Linked DNA regions of Homo sapiens: region 1 is linked to region 2. Evidence: chromatin contacts called from ENCODE Hi-C or POLR2A ChIA-PET data. All regions are on one chromosome and are shown on one strand. The core of a region is the stretch at or near the end of the contact, and the rest is flanking DNA. Distances in the headings are between cores, read along the strand shown.

The links. Hi-C counts contacts between places; a loop is a spot of excess contacts on that map. ChIA-PET counts read pairs that join two places held with the same protein, here RNA polymerase II (POLR2A). Pooled maps may share reads with other maps.
Region 1: a pooled map shows a loop between it and region 2 (2.9-fold over the local background). The contact joins the promoter of FOXS1 here to the promoter of ID1 in region 2. A Hi-C loop is called at or near these places in 1 of 50 pooled maps. POLR2A ChIA-PET finds 5 or more read pairs at or near these places in 3 of 52 experiments (HCT116, HEK293 and K562).

The regions. Positions count from the first base shown.
Region 1 is chr20:31,844,157-31,846,856 of GRCh38, reverse strand. FOXS1 (forkhead box S1) reads left to right here and starts at 1,253. Exons shown (of 1, transcript NM_004118.4): 1 at 1,253-2,554. The coding sequence starts at 1,315. The coding sequence ends at 2,307. It also overlaps a transcript of DUSP15 not described here. RefSeq lists an enhancer at 1,312-1,869.
Region 2 is chr20:31,603,869-31,606,568 of GRCh38, reverse strand. ID1 (inhibitor of DNA binding 1) reads right to left here and starts at 1,280. Exons shown (of 2, transcript NM_002165.4): 1 at 756-1,280; 2 at 59-516. The coding sequence starts at 1,181. The coding sequence ends at 475. It overlaps LOC105372588 (a long non-coding RNA gene), which reads left to right and starts at 1,374. Exons shown (of 2, transcript XR_936669.2): 1 at 1,374-1,466; 2 at 1,624-1,878. RefSeq lists enhancers at 1-126, 173-842, 843-1,513, 1,903-2,082, 1,818-2,656.

The DNA of each region.
Region 1 (2,700 bases), core at 4-2,503, 240 kb before region 2:
AGCTGAGGAGTCACCAGCTCCATGTTAGAGATGGGGAAACTGAGGCTCAGCCAAGGTCTTGAGGTGCCTCTTGGGAGGGAGAATGTCTCTCCCCAGATAGCTGTCCTTCCCACACCAGTCACTAGGGGGCGACAGGGATGCAGCAGAACTGAATTTCATGGGCTCTCCTTACCATCCTAGGTGCCCCTCCCTGCAGACACCCCAGAGCTAGGAGGATGGGGTAGGAGTGGTGTGGCCCCAAGGCCTCTGCACCGCAGGAGAAGGCAGTAGACCACAGGCCTGGGAGAAGAGGGAAAAGCAGGAGTAGAGGTAGGGATTAGAGAAGCCCCTGGGGCTTCTCTCACTCTAGGGGGACTGGGCTCAGGCCCTGCCTCTCTCTCCTCTCTCTCTCTCTCTCTCTCTCTCTCTCTCTCTATTCATTCCTTTCACTCCTTGTGTTTGCACCTGTGTCTCTCAGTATCTCCTTTCTCTCTGGCTTTGTGGATTTCCTTGTTTCTGCCTGCTCAGTGATTCTCACTTTCTCCGTATACTACGTGTGTGTGTGTGTGTGTGTGTGTGTGTGTCTGTGTCTGTGTCTCTGTGTTTCTGTGTGTGTATGTCTCTGTGTGTCTGTGTATGTGCTTGTGTGTGTGTCTGTGTGTATGCCTATGTGTCTGTGTGTGTCTGTCTCTGTGTATATGTGTGTGTGTGCTTATGTCTGTGTGTGTGTGTCTGTGTGTGTGTCTGTGTCTGTGTGTCTCTGTGTGTCTGTACGTGTATGTCTGTGTGTCTCTGTGTGTCTGTACGTGTATGTCTGTGTGTCTCTCTGTGAGTGTCTGAGAGGCTCTGGGTGTCTCTGTCCGTTGTGTCTGCCTCTGTCTTATCTTTGTCTCTCCCTCTTTCTCCCTCTTGTGATGTCTCTACCTCTCTCTGTCTCTATCTCTTTTTTCCCTGTCTCTGTTTCATATGTTTCTGCCTCTGTCTCATTTTGTTTTTGTCTCTGTCCCGCTCAGTTTCACATCCTGTCCCTCCCCAGCCACCACCACCCAGCACACGTGGGCTGAGGGTCTCAGTCCCTTCCTTCCCAACTCCTCATCCCTGGCAGCTGCTCGGCTTCCCACTACTGGCCTCTCCTGCCCGCCTCTTTTGGGCCTTGTGGGAGTGGGGCGAGGGAGGAGGGGAGGATGGCTCAGCAGACCCACCCCTTTTTGCCTTTCCAGGCTGGGAGGCTGGGCCAGTGGACCTTTTAACCAGCCTGGGCAGGCTATTCCGGACGCCAGCCCTGGAAGCTGAGCCTGACCCAGCAGGTCCCAGCAGCCTGGCAGCCCGGCCAGCATGCAGCAGCAGCCTCTGCCCGGGCCTGGCGCCCCCACAACTGAGCCAACCAAGCCTCCCTACAGCTACATCGCCCTTATTGCTATGGCCATCCAGAGCTCACCGGGGCAGCGGGCCACCCTCAGTGGCATCTACCGCTACATCATGGGCCGATTCGCCTTCTACCGCCACAACCGGCCCGGCTGGCAGAACAGCATCCGCCACAACCTGTCACTCAACGAGTGCTTTGTCAAGGTGCCCCGCGATGACCGCAAGCCAGGCAAGGGCAGCTACTGGACGCTGGACCCTGACTGCCACGACATGTTTGAGCACGGCAGCTTCCTACGCCGCCGCCGCCGCTTCACCCGGCAGACAGGTGCTGAGGGCACCCGGGGCCCCGCCAAGGCACGCCGTGGACCCCTCAGGGCGACCAGCCAGGACCCAGGAGTCCCCAACGCCACGACCGGCAGGCAGTGCTCATTCCCACCAGAGCTGCCAGATCCCAAGGGCCTAAGCTTTGGGGGTCTGGTGGGGGCCATGCCAGCCAGTATGTGCCCAGCAACCACTGATGGCAGGCCTCGGCCACCCATGGAGCCCAAAGAGATTTCCACGCCCAAGCCTGCATGCCCAGGGGAGCTCCCCGTGGCCACCTCATCTTCCTCATGCCCAGCGTTTGGCTTTCCTGCCGGCTTCTCAGAGGCTGAGAGTTTTAATAAGGCCCCTACGCCCGTCTTGTCCCCGGAATCAGGCATCGGGAGCAGCTACCAGTGTCGGCTGCAGGCACTGAATTTTTGCATGGGGGCTGACCCAGGCCTTGAGCACCTCTTGGCCTCAGCAGCCCCCTCCCCTGCACCACCCACCCCTCCAGGCTCACTCCGGGCCCCACTGCCCCTGCCAACTGACCACAAGGAACCCTGGGTTGCAGGTGGCTTCCCTGTCCAGGGAGGCTCCGGCTACCCATTGGGGCTGACCCCCTGCCTATACCGGACGCCAGGAATGTTCTTCTTTGAGTAAAGGCAGCCTCACCTCGGGCAGTCCCTGCAGGTCCCTCACCCTCCGGGCTGAGCCTGGCTCTAGGACCTGAAGAACTCTCGAAGGACCCAGCCCTGGTGAGCCAAGGACAACCACACAGAAAGCCAGGATTGAAGCGGTGCTCAGCCAGGCCCCTGGGGCCTCCGGACAAACTTGGGGGTGAGGGGAAGCAGGGCCTCTTGGGATTTACTCTGTGGCTCTCAGGGCCAATAAAGCCATGTGATGATGAGGGTCAGCTTGCCTGATGGCTGGGGGCTGAGGGCCAGGGTGCCTGCTTGTATGTGGGGGTGGCTGTGGCTGTGGGGTTGTGCAGCGGGGGCAGAGACCCTTGGTGGGAATATCTCACATGAGGTTTTCTCCTGCTGGGGACTTTCT
Region 2 (2,700 bases), core at 31-2,530:
GGGGTCAACCCCCAGCCCAGGCCCCTCCCCTCAACCCAAGAAGTCACTACAACTTTACCACCATCTAAATTATTTGTTTAATAACAAAAAAACAGCCCCACAGAACTATTGTAAAACAATATTTTCAGTCGGTGATCATTGTAATATACAATACAAAGCAATTTCCTCAGAAATCTGAGAAGCACCAAACGTGACCATTTTTTAAAATGTCTGCTTTTCAAAAAATAGAAACACACGAGTGGAATCCCACCCCCTAAAGTCTCTGGTGACTAGTAGGTGTGCAGAGAGGAGCGCCCTCTCCTCGCCAGTGCCTCAGCCTCAGCCCCAGGCTGGATGCAGTTAAGGGCGCAGTGGCCGCCGATCGGTCTTGTTCTCCCTCAGATCCGGCGAGGCGCGTTGGGGGAGACCCACAGAGCACGTAATTCCTCTTGCCCCCTGGATGGCTGGGGTCCGCCGGTCCCTGGGGGAGGCGCTTCAGCGACACAAGATGCGATCGTCCGCAGGAACGCATGCCGCCTGTGAAAACGAGAAGAAATGAGACCGGCGGGTTGGAAGGGACGCCGCTCCGAGCGCAGCGAACGCCCCCTTCCCCAGGAAGCACGACGGGGGAGCGCTTTTTCCAGGCTCCTTAGGCACCCCCGCATAGCCAGGTACCCGCAAGGATGGGACGGAAGTGGTGCAAGCGCCCACGCCCTCTCTGGCCTCCGTTTCCCCGTCGGTATAAGGATGATCTAGTGGTCGGATCTGGATCTCACCTCGGCCGTCAGGGCGCTGATCTCGCCGTTGAGGGTGCTGAGCGGAGCCCGGACCGGCAGCCCTCGGCCCCCGGGGGTTCCAACTTCGGATTCCGAGTTCAGCTCCAACTGAAGGTCCCTGATGTAGTCGATGACGTGCTGGAGAATCTCCACCTTGCTCACCTTGCGGTTCTGGGGCAGGGTGGGCACCAGCTCCTTGAGGCGTGAGTAACAGCCGTTCATGTCGTAGAGCAGCACGTTTACCTGCTGCTCGTCCAGCAGGGCAGGCAGGCGCGCCCCGGCGCCCCCGGCGCAGCGCGAGATGGCCACGCTCTGCTCAGACAGACAGCGCACCACCTCGCCCGCACCGCTCGCTGTCTTGCCGGCCTTCAGCGCGCAGCTGGGGCCCGCGGCGGCGGTGGCGGTGCTGCCACTGGCGACTTTCATGATTCTTGGCGACTGGCTGAAACAGAATGGGCAAAGCGAAAAAAATGAGGTGGAAGCCCGAAGCAGATACGGAAAATGGAACAGTTAAGAACGTGGAATGAGAGTGCGGAGCCACAGCTTGTCTTTTATAAACACGCCACGGCCCCCGGAGGGGCGGGCTCAGAACGTTCAAAAGCAGCCAATGGGCGGCATGGGGGCGTGACCCGCGCTCCTAGGTCCAGCCTCCTGCTCGTCTAGTGCCTGCTCGCAGTGTGGAAAGACGACCCGGGTTTCAGAACAGCAAGGGTGGGTCGGTGGCAGGGCACCGGGCAGGGCAGCGGGTAGAGGCGAGGGCCGCACTGGGCTCCTCTGGAAGGAGGCAAGGAAGCTAAGCAGGCATTGCCTTATAATGAAAAGACCTCAGGAATCAGTTTTTCCCATATTCACTTTCTCACTTCTCCAGCTCCATTTCACAGATGAGAGAAATTGAGGCCCGAACGGAGAAGCGGCTGGCTCTGGATAGCCCAGAGAGCCTGGGTTTCCGGACCCTCTTGGAAGATGCTTCTCGGACCCTGATCTACAAATATCAGGACCGAAATTTAAAGCGGGCGCTCCTTTACATCTGCTCCCCTGGGCTTTCTCAATTCCTAAATAATGTTGCTGTTCGTGTTCCTGAGACCCGGAGGGCCTACCCAGATCCCTCCCGGGTGGGAGCAATTAATTCGGGAAAGTCTAGTAAGTTTGGGGCTGGGTGGCTGGGAAGTGAACTAGATAGAGCGCAGTGGAGTGAGGCTGCATTCGATTCCACCTTGAATTTGCAGCTCCTTGCAAAAATTTCCTGAACCTGCAACAGTTCGTGATTTTTTAATGTTTTTTCCCATTTTTGGCTGCTTTTTAAATTTTCTTCTCAAAGACCTCAGAGCAGGGTCTCCCTCCCACGGCGCGGCAGCTGCGGAGCTACAGTCTCCCCCCTCCCTTCCCGGGCCGGTCTGTGTCAGCGTCTGAACCAGCGGCTCAGACCGTTAGACGCCAGGCCTGTGACGTCACCCATTCATAAAACCCGGACGGACTGTCAGGCTGGCGCCGCGCGGGCGGTCGCCATGGAGACGACAAACTGGTCTAGCTAGTTCCCGTGCTCCCCCCAGCCCGTCACCTGCAGACCCCGGGCGGGAGGCCTGGGAATGCGTTTCTTGCGGGCGCGGTCGCTGAGCAAGGGTCACCTTACCTCCCCGCCCCACACCTGCGAGTCTCCCAACCCAGACCCACAGCTTGGGCCGCTTGGGGTTTCTTCACCGCTCCCCCCACCTCTCCGCCCCAGCTACCCCTTCCAGCGTGGGGAAAAAGGCCTGAGTTCTCTTTCCAGCTCTGCAGCTGAGTGAATTCAGGCGGGTCGCATGCCCTCTCTGAGCCCTAATATTTAATATCTGCTTGGTGTTTAAATAATAATCACAAACGTGACCATTATTAATTTCTTACTTTGTACAGCGGGCACTGTATGAAGAGTTTGTCTTGATCATCTTTTTTCATTTATTTCTTATTT